Linked DNA regions of Homo sapiens: region 2 is linked to region 1. A link is an interaction called in ENCODE POLR2A ChIA-PET data of the cell type or tissue named here. Cell type or tissue: B cell. All regions are shown on one strand.

What was found. Peaks named below come from ENCODE experiments on the same cell type or tissue, not always from the same donor. Only the 100,000 strongest peaks of a DNase experiment are listed, where the experiment ranks them.
Region 2: POLR2A ChIA-PET joins it to region 1 with 6 read pairs; 3 of 35 experiments call an interaction of 5 or more read pairs at or near these places.

The regions. Positions count from the first base shown.
Region 1 is chr2:106,086,862-106,091,861 of GRCh38, reverse strand. No RefSeq gene overlaps it. Among named protein-coding and RNA genes, the nearest start is that of ECRG4, 24 kb to the right of the region's middle. In B cell, no CTCF peak of the experiment used is centred here; no DNase peak of the experiment used is centred here.
Region 2 is chr2:105,838,316-105,843,315 of GRCh38, reverse strand. All of the region lies in intron 2 of NCK2 (NCK adaptor protein 2), which reads right to left. Among named protein-coding and RNA genes, the nearest start is that of NCK2, 96 kb to the right of the region's middle. In B cell, no CTCF peak of the experiment used is centred here; no DNase peak of the experiment used is centred here; H3K27ac peaks cover 868 bases.

The sequences.
Region 1 (5,000 bases):
AGGACACAGCAAGAAGGTGCCATCTATGAAGAACAGCCCCTCACCAGACACTAAATCTGCCGGCACCTAGATCCTGGACTTCCCAGCTTCCAAAACTACCGGCAGTAAATTTCTATTTATAAATTACCCAATCTGAAGTATTTTGTTCTAGTACCCTGAACCAACTAACACAGTGGTGCTCCTGCATCTCAGGATTGGCTCCCGATTGAGGCATCACTGCTATTGCTTACAGGGACAACACTGGTACAGCTGCTCTTATTAACTTCAGTGACAGTCATAGTGGGCTTAAGCAAGGTGCAGATTAGAGAGTGAACACACTGGATTTCCACTACACCCTCTTAGATACTGAGCGCAGCCCACTGGCCCAGGTGGACTCTTGTGACTCTTGTGGCATTGCCTCTGCTCCATCCCTGACGGCATCTCTGATCACAACTCTGGTGCTGCATGGGCCACCATTCTGGTTCATGGTTCTTAGTTATGTATGAGCTTGACCTTGTTCTCAGTCTGAAAGGTGTGTTGAGTGAAATGCTGGTCTGGTGATAACTGAGCTACAGTTTGGTCTCTTAAGACTGGGAAATCTAGAAAATCCTCAGCAGTTTGCTAGGGCAGAAGAGTTGTGAGTTTTAATGTTTCAGTTCATCTGTTTAAAGTGGTTTGTTGACTTTATCCAGATATTCTCAGTGGTTGGTTGTTACCTTTGATAGGGAGTTGAAAGGTTATATTACCCAGAGAACTGATACCATAGTATCTGGGGTGTGACGCACTGAGCTTCAGAGACAGCAGCAAGACTTGGTTCTAATCACCATGATTAACCCGCATGTTTTCTCTGTATTAAAAAGCCCTGATTGTGTCCTGCTTGTACCTTGGCCACTTTGGAGAACAAGAGTCACTTTTACCTAAAACTGTACTGTGGGAAGGAAAAAAGTAAAGATATTATTATCAAAAACATCAATGTTTTTAAAAAGTCCTGCTATTTTGGTGCTGCTGAATTTTAAGTTTCTGTATTTCATATACATTTTACTTGAAGTAAAACTAATGTGATGTGGTACAGAATTCCAGGATGTAAGAGTCAGTGTAGATGGCTCTACCATGTACTAATGAGGGGAGGTCAGTTTTTAAAGAAATGAAGATAAAGGAAAATGCAAGGAAGAGACTCTACCGTTTTTACAAAATGGAGTAGACATACTTTCCCTCATCTTCCTACTAAGTACAATTTAAAATTCTGGACATTATATGTAAAACAAGCATAATATGCTGAAAGTAGATAGAAAAAGGTAGACCAGCCAGGGACCTCAGGACCTGAGGAAGAATGCAGTGGTGATATGGGCTAAACCGTGTTGCCTTAAAATTTATGTTGAAGTCTTAACCCATAGGACCTCAGAAGGTAACTATAGAGATTAGGCCTCTGAAGGTGATTATGGTAGAATAAGGTCTTTAGGGTGAGCCCTAATCCAGTCTGAATGGTGTCCTTGTAAGAAGAGAAAATTTAGACAACAGAGATATGCATACACAGAGAGAAGGCCACGTGAGAACACAGCAAGAAAGCAGCCATCTCAGCCCACGAGAGAGGCCTTTGGAGAAACCAAACCTGTCTACACCTATTGATCTTGGACTTCTAGCATCCAGAACTGTGAGAAAAATGAATTTCTGTTGTTTAAGCCACCCAGTCTCTGGTATTTTGTCACGGCTCTCCTAGCAAACTAATACAAGTAGTGAGTTCCCTGGGTTTTCTTTTTGCCTTCTATATGCCAGCCTTGGAGCTGGATAAGTTACTAACCAAAGAGTGCCAACAGACACAGTCAAAAACCCCAACAGAAACCTATTCACTGCTGCCAGCATACCAGGGAAAGGGCAACCTAGTAAAAAGGAAAACTTTTAAACAGAAATGGCTCTACTGTAGCCAAACACCACATGAAAAACACTACAGCCCCTCCCCATCCCTTCCAGCAAAGACCAAGTGGGACCTGGAGCTCCACCCTCACCTAACGTTAAGAAGATGCCTCAACCTGCCCCTACCCCCACTCTTTGCTCTGGTGCTGTCAGCAAAGGCCTGTAGGGGCTTGGGACTAGAAGGCCTGAGCTGAGATTTGCATCTCCACTGGGTAGTAATGACCCCAACCCCATGGCATCAACTGCCTAGTGGAGAGTCAGGGCTTTCAGCACTTTCAATAATCAGCAATAATAAGGCAACCTCAGTGAAGGCCACATGGGGAGCAGTAACAAGCTCCCCACCCCTGACAGCCTGAGTGTTACCAGTGGAGGCCTGGAGGGAAACCTGGGTTTCCACCTGCTACCTGGCAGTAAAAAGGCAGGTTCCCCACTTCACTCCCTGGAGCAGTCAGAGTAGGCCTGCTAAAATTCAAGATTTAAATCAGACCCAGAGTCTTACAGCACTCAGAACTGATGAGGTTTAAATCAAAAATTATTCACCACACCAGAAACCAAGAAGATCTCAAGGTAAATTAGAAAAGATAATGAACAGATACCAGCACCAAGATCACACAGACATTAGAATTATCAGACAAATTGTTTTAAAACAGCCATTGTAAAAATGCTTCAATTAGCAATTACAAACATGGTTGAAACATGAATAGAAAACTGCAGCAAAGAGAAGATACGAAGAACTAAATGGAAATTTTAGAACTGAAAAAGTAACAGATAAAAAGCTCTGTGGATAAGTTCAACAGCAGAGTGGAGAGAACAGAAGATAGAACAATCAAAATTACCCGGTCTAAATAACAAATAGAAAACAGACTGACAAAAATGAACAGAGCCTTGGAGATATGTGGAACAAAGCATCTGTCATGTCATTGGGGTCATAGAAAGAAGAAAGAGGATGGAGTTGAAGAAAATTTAAGGAAGAAGGGCTGACAATTTCCCAAATTTGACCAAAAAAAAAAAAATCAAAATGCTGAGTAACCACCAAAGAAGATAAGCCCAAAGAAATACATGCCAAGATTTATCATGGTTAAACTGAAAATTAAAGGCAAAGACATGGTCCCTGAGGCTGCCAGAGCAGAATGACACCTTACCCCTAGGGCCAAAGCAATTAGAGTGGTAGCAGGTTTCTCAGTGGAAACCACCGAGGCCAGAAATAAGTGACACAAATGCTGAAAGAAAACTGTTAATTCAGAATTCTATATCCAGCAAAAATGTCCTTCAAGAATGAAGTGGAAATCAAGACATTCTCAGATGAAGGAAAATTATGAGAAATGTAAATGAGCAGACCTCTAACGACAGTTAACAGGAAACAAAGGAATCTTGTGGCATCAAGCAGGAAGAAAGAACATAGAATGAAAATATCAATAAATGCAATAGGCTTTCCTTTTCCTTGTAAGTTTTCTAAATTATGTTTGAAGTTTGAAGCAAAAATTGTAACATTCTCATGTGACTGTCTATGTAGAGGAAATAGTCAACTATATTATACATATCAGAAGGTAAAGGGAGGTAACATTTCTATCCTTCACCCAAATGGGCAAAAGTTGACACTAGTAGATTTTTGGTAAGTTTAATGTAATACCTAGAGCAACCAGCAAAAAAAGCTATACAAAGAAATGTACTCAAATGCACAAATAAAATAGAATGCCAAAAAAGTACAACCTGCAGGAAGGCAGGGAAGAGAAAATGAAAATATAAAACAAAGTAAAACGGCAGATTTAAACTTTAACATAACAATAATTGCATTAAATGTAAATGGTCTCAGCACCAATTAAGAGATTGGCAGAGTATATTTTTAAATGGCCCAACTATATGCTATGAGAAACTTCAGTGAAAACAATATATGTGGGTTGAAAGTAAAAGGATAAAAAAATATATACTATGCAAAAATCAGAGGAAAGCAGGAGTGACTACATTAATATTAAATAAGATAAATTTCTGAGCAAAAAGAAAAAAAATTGCCAAGGTCAGAGAGGAACATGACATTATAATAAAAGGATCAGTCCAACCAAAAGACCCCAGCAATCATAAAGGTGCATGCAACAAGTAACACAGCTGCAAAAAATGTGAGGCAAAAACTGGTAGACCTTAGAAGAGAAATAGGTAACCCAAAATTATAGTTGGAGAGTTAAGCACCATTCTCAATAATTTATAGGGTAACTAGACAGGAAATCAGCAAGGATATTGAACTCAGTAACCACCAACAGGATCTAATTTGCATTTATACGACACTTCACAGAACGGTAGCAGAATACACCTTCTTTTCAAGTGCCTACTGAACATATACCAAGGTAGACTATATCCTGGTCATAAAACAAACTTCAACACATTTAAAAGAACTGGAATAAAACTGAGAGACCACAATGGGGTCAAACTAGAAGTCAGCGACAGAAAAATAACAGGAAAATCTCCTAACACTTGGAAACAGTGCAACGCACTTCTGAATAAGCCATGAGCCAAAGAGGGAGTCTCAATAATTGTTGAAAATATATTGAACTGAATAAAAATGTCAAAATTTGTGAGATGCAGCTAAAGTTGTGCTGAGAAAAAACTTTGTGGCACTAAAATTCTAATATCAGTAGAGGAGAAAGAAATCTCAATAATTTGAGCTTGTACTTCAAGAAATTTAAATGAAGAGCCAAGTAAGCCCAAAGCAAGCAGAAGGAAGGAAATAAGAAGCGCAGAAATCAGTATTGAAAACAAAAAGCAATAGAGAATATCAGTGAAACAAATTACTGGCTCCTTAAATAATAAAAGCCACAAACCTCTAATAAGACTGACAAAACAGAAAACACCATTAATGGGAATGAAACAAGGGATGTCACTTAATAGACATTGAAAGGATAACTAGGGAATACTAGCTACAACTCTACATACATAAATTTGAAAACTCAGATGAAATGGGCAAATTCCTAGGAAACGTATCCTAGGAAATTCTCAGTATGACATTTGTAATTTGAATAGCTTATTTAATGATTTAATTCATAGTTTAAAATCTGAAGAAAAAAAAAAAAACTCCAGGCTCTGAGATTGACTGGAGAATTCTGCCAGACATTTAAAGA
Region 2 (5,000 bases), 250 kb after region 1:
ACTTGAGCACTACAAGTGAAAAATTCCACATCCAACCTCATGTGATGGGTCACACATATTATTAAAAATATTATATGAAATTACCTTCGGGCTATATATATATGAAACATAAATAAGGTATATATGAAACATAAATTTAGCATTTAGACTTGAGTCCCATTCCCAAGATATCTCATTTATGTATATGTAGATATTCCAAAACCTCAAAAAATTCTGAATGCCCTAACACTCTGATCCCAAGCACTTAGGATAAGGTATACTTAACTAGAACTTAAGATTTCTCCTATGCAGACTCTAGCCCACTCCTGGGCCACATGCTGTTGAAGAAAATAATAAAACTGTGCTGTGAAGCCTGATGGTATTTTATCTCCACTAGACTGTCCCTCCTGCTAAGCAATGGCAAGCAGTAAGAACCCCCCCACCCCACCACCCACTGGTTGCCTATCATATTTCTCACAGCGTCCACCCCCCTGAAAACTCATTCCTCCAAAACCACAGCCGCCCTCTCCTGCCACGGGCTGGGTCCCGTCCCCACCTCTGCATTCACTGTCCCCAACCCAGTCAGGCCTCCCAGAGCCCACCTGCAGTCTTTGCTGTGAGTACTTCACACCAATTCCATGTATAATTACTTGTACCCTTGACTTAGGGGCAACAAAACATAATGACACAAGTCAAGAGTCAAGAGCACTTAGAGAGATCTCAGTGGCTATAACTCAAGAGTCAGATGTCACTGCCAAAAGGACCAAGGGGAAATTTAAACAACTCTGATAGCAGGGCAGACAACACAGTCATAAAGCATATGTATAATATGATTCAGATTTTTATTTTTTTAATGTATATATTTTCATTAAGTATTGGTGTATATAGGAAAAAATGTTACAAACTTTCCTCAGTGTTTAGGATTTCTACACTTTTTATGAGAAAAAAACAAGCTGGGTGCAGTGGCTCACGCCTGTAATCCCAACACTTTGAGAGGCTGAGGCAGGTAGATCACCTGAGGTCAGGAGTTCAAGACTAGCCTGACCAACATGGCGAAACCCTGTCTCTACTAAAAATACAAAAAAGTTAGCTGGCATGGTGGTGCATCCTTTAATCCTAGCTACTTGGGAGGCTGAGGCAGGAGAATCACTTGAAACCGGGAGGCAGAGGTTGCAGTGAGCCGAGGTCGCGCCATTGCACTCCAGCCTGGGAAACGAGAGAAACTCCGGCTCAAAAAAAAAAAGAAAAAAACCCCCACAAATACTATTACTACTTTCCCTTCACCACATCTCAGGTCTGCTTAAATCTAACTCTCACCTACTTCACACCTGCCCCAGGGCAGCTAGTGCCATTTTACATTTCTGATCTCTGGCCTCAAGTGGACTCTTGGTGCCTCCTGGCAACTTAACTCCATTTTCTAAGCGAGCTCCCTTCCCCTCTCTGAAGGGTCTATTAATATCTTTCTTTTCCATCCTCTAATATCTCCTCCCCTTTCTGTAGCCTCAGTTGATGAATGACCTTCTATGATACCGTATAAAACACATTTGGTCATCTTCCCATTTCCTGGCTTAGCCTCAAATGTAAGTGTCTTTTTGTATGCAAATGAGGTGACTGGTGGCTGGCAGCCCCTAGGCAGCTTCAGGATGGGGTTGGTCACCAGAAAGACCAAGGCAGGATTAGAGGGTTGGGACTTTCAACCCCACCCTCCACCCTCCAAGAAGGGGAGAGGGGCTGAGGTCAAGTTGATTATCCATGGCCAAGGGTTTAACCAGTCATGCCTATGCAATGAAGCTTCCATAAAAACCCAAAAAGACAGGGTTCAGATGGGCTTCCAGATATCTGAACACGGGGAGGTTCCTGGAGAAGGCATGGAAGCTCCGTGCCCCTTCCCCTGTACCTCACCCTACCTACACCTCTACATCTGTATCCTTAAAAATATCCTTTATAGTGACACCCAAAATGAGTGACTGAGGTAGACATTCAATCACAGAAGTTTATTAAGCCAACTTTAGGGCTTTTCGAGGGAAAAAACATAAGCCACAGAGCCATCTGTTTTTCCAAAGAGGTTTTCAAGTTTAGTATTTAGACATTTCCTTAAAGTAGGGGAAGGTAGGTTGGCGGTTAAGGCGAAAAGGTTACATGCCTGTGAGACTTTGGTTAGTGCCCAGTAAATCTACATTTTACATCAGATAAAGTGAATGTCGGAAGAGACAATTATGCAGTCATCTCTGGGTAGGTGGAAGAAATGAGTCTGGACTTGTTCTGCACCTGGGAAGATAAGCTTGTAATCCACACTATCAGTGTGGAGAATTAGAAGGTAGACCTCAATTACTGACCTAAAGTTACAACTGGTCTGTCCTTGTTTCTGGGAAGCCAGGAAAGGATTTACTTAAGAATGATCTGTGGGGGCAGCCTTTCAGATGCCCACGGCCTTTTACCTTTCCGTGGGGACCTGGCTGATGCATAATGGTGGTAACAGCTGTTCATTAGGAAAAGGGGGATGCAAGATTCAGCCTCTGGGCCTAAGCCACCCTTTTGCATAAGCAGTTTAGCAGGAGGTCCTGAGATTTTTTATTTTCCCTTACAAAACACAGTAAATGTGTTTCCCTGAGTTCTGTGTGCTGCTCTAGCAAATTAATTGAACCTGAGGAAGGCAACATGGGAACCCCAGTTTATAGCCAGAATTACTGGTTAAAACAACCTGGGACGTGCAACTGGCATCTGAAGTGGGGGTGGAGGGGCAGTCTTGAGGACTGAGTCCCCAAACTATGGGACTGATGCTGTCTCCAGGTCAACAGTGTCAGAGCTGAATTAAATTAGCAGACCTTCAGTGGCATCTGCTGCAGAAGCAACTGCTTACTTGCTGTTGGGGAGAGATACCCAGACATTTGCTGACAGAAGTGTGTTGTGAGAGTAGAGTAGAGTAGGAGAAACTGCATATTTTTTCACTTGCCCTCCTTATTTCATTAACAGAAATTCAGGCAATCGGAAGAAAACATCTCCATGTGTCCCACGTGTTACAGGGGTGAGCTGTCTGGGTGCCTCTCTGAGGCCTGTCCTCCTCCGTGGACTGAATCCCACCTCTGGAAGGAACCTGCTCCTATAATTATTCCCTGGAGCTACTGTGTCTTTCTGGATCATCTCATTTAGCATAAGACATGCTAAATTCTCCTCCATATTGTGATTACATTCCCTTGCCCCTAACCCCACCAACTCTCCTTTATAGAGGGGATACTCTACCAGAAGCTGTCTCCTCTTGCCATCTCCACTTCCTCCCCAACCTGATCTTTGAGCCTCCACTAATTGGCTTTTGTCCCTACCATACTGCCAGATCCAAAGGTCCTCTTGTTACCTGCATGTCCACTACAGCAGACACTGCTGACCAGCCTTTCTGGGAAACACACCGTCCACCAGCTGCGCGGAGATCACACAGCCCTGCTGCCTGTCCCTTGCTGACCCTTCCTTCTTAGTTTTCTGGCTCACTCTACTTGTGCTTCTGAACTAAAGATGGAGGGGTAGCCAGGCCGTCTAGGAGCCTCCCCTCCATCCGCCCTCTTGGCTTTGAGTGTCATCCATCTGTTGCTGCCAAATGTTGGTCTCCACCCTGCTCTATCCCCAAATGCCAGACTCCTGCACCCAGCTACCTGGTGAACATCTGCATCTGGATGTCTAACATGCACTTCAAATCTCACGTCTAAAACTAAGCTCTTCATTCTCCCCATGAAAAACAAAAGGAAACCAATCAAATAAACAAACTACCTCCTGTGCCTCCCGCAGTCTGCCCTTCTGAGTAAGTGGGTATTAGACAACCATTAAGTGGGCTGACCCAGCCCCCAATCTGAGACTCATCCCTCAAGCTCTTGTCTCTCACTCCCCATTCTTTCCAGCAGCAAACCCCACAGACTTGCCTTCAAAATATGCCTCAGATCCACCCCTTCTCTCCCATGCACTTCACTCCAGACCAACAGCACCTCTCCAGTCTACCAGTCTCTCTGTTCTACCCTCCTGGCACTCGCTTTGGGGAACTTTAAAAACTAAAGGTATTTGTGTCAGTCCTCTCTGCAAACCCCAGTGCAGCTTCCCACCCAAACAGAACCAAATCCAAAGCTGCACCAAAGCCTAAAAGACCTTGACCCTGGGCAGTTTTTCCAAACTCTGATTCTCACCTTGGGGTCTTCGCATTGGAATGCTCTTCCCCAGCTCTCTGCAGGACTCTTTGTTCTGTTACTTTGTTCAAGCCGCCATTCAAATGTCCCCTCCCTTGCTCTCCCTGCCTCTCTCATATTCCTTCTCTGATTCCATCCAATTCTCTGCCAAGCCAAACCTGCCCCACCTCATATAAAATAGCTGCCGCACCACTCTCCATTCCTTTCTTCTGTTTTCTCTTTTTCCATGGCCCTTACCATTACTTCACACACATTTTAATTTATTTATCGTTTATTTTCTCTGACTGCACTTAACTCCTTGAAGACAAGGACTTTGTCCCTTTGTAAGCCAAGACTTAGATGGGTGCCTAGCATGCATATATATACTCAGCAAACATGTGAAAGAGAGAGTGGATGAAAGGCCTACGGTCGGCCTCCATCAGTAGGTGTTGATGGTCTCCATCACCACAGTAGACACACAGATACAAGATGCCTACAAACTATTCCATCCTACACTGAGGCCCTACCTTGCATGTGGATTCAAATTTAAGGTGCTTCATTTAAAACAATCCCACTTCTTGATATATTCATTGTTATTCTACATAATAAGGGGTCTTTTATTCATATGGGAGCCATAAAATAATTCCATTAAAAAATTTAAATTTTATATTATTCAGCTACTTTGGTAAAAGGGTGAAAGTACAGGGAGTATACATAAATATTCATGAAATACAGATCAGTAATAAAGAGTGAATCTTCCAATTCTTTTTAGCAAATGATTAGTGCAGCCACAGATAATGAAAGATAAAGTTTAGGAAAGCTCATTAAATGACTGAGAAGGCAATTGTCTAAGACTAGTTACCTGGCCAAAAAAAA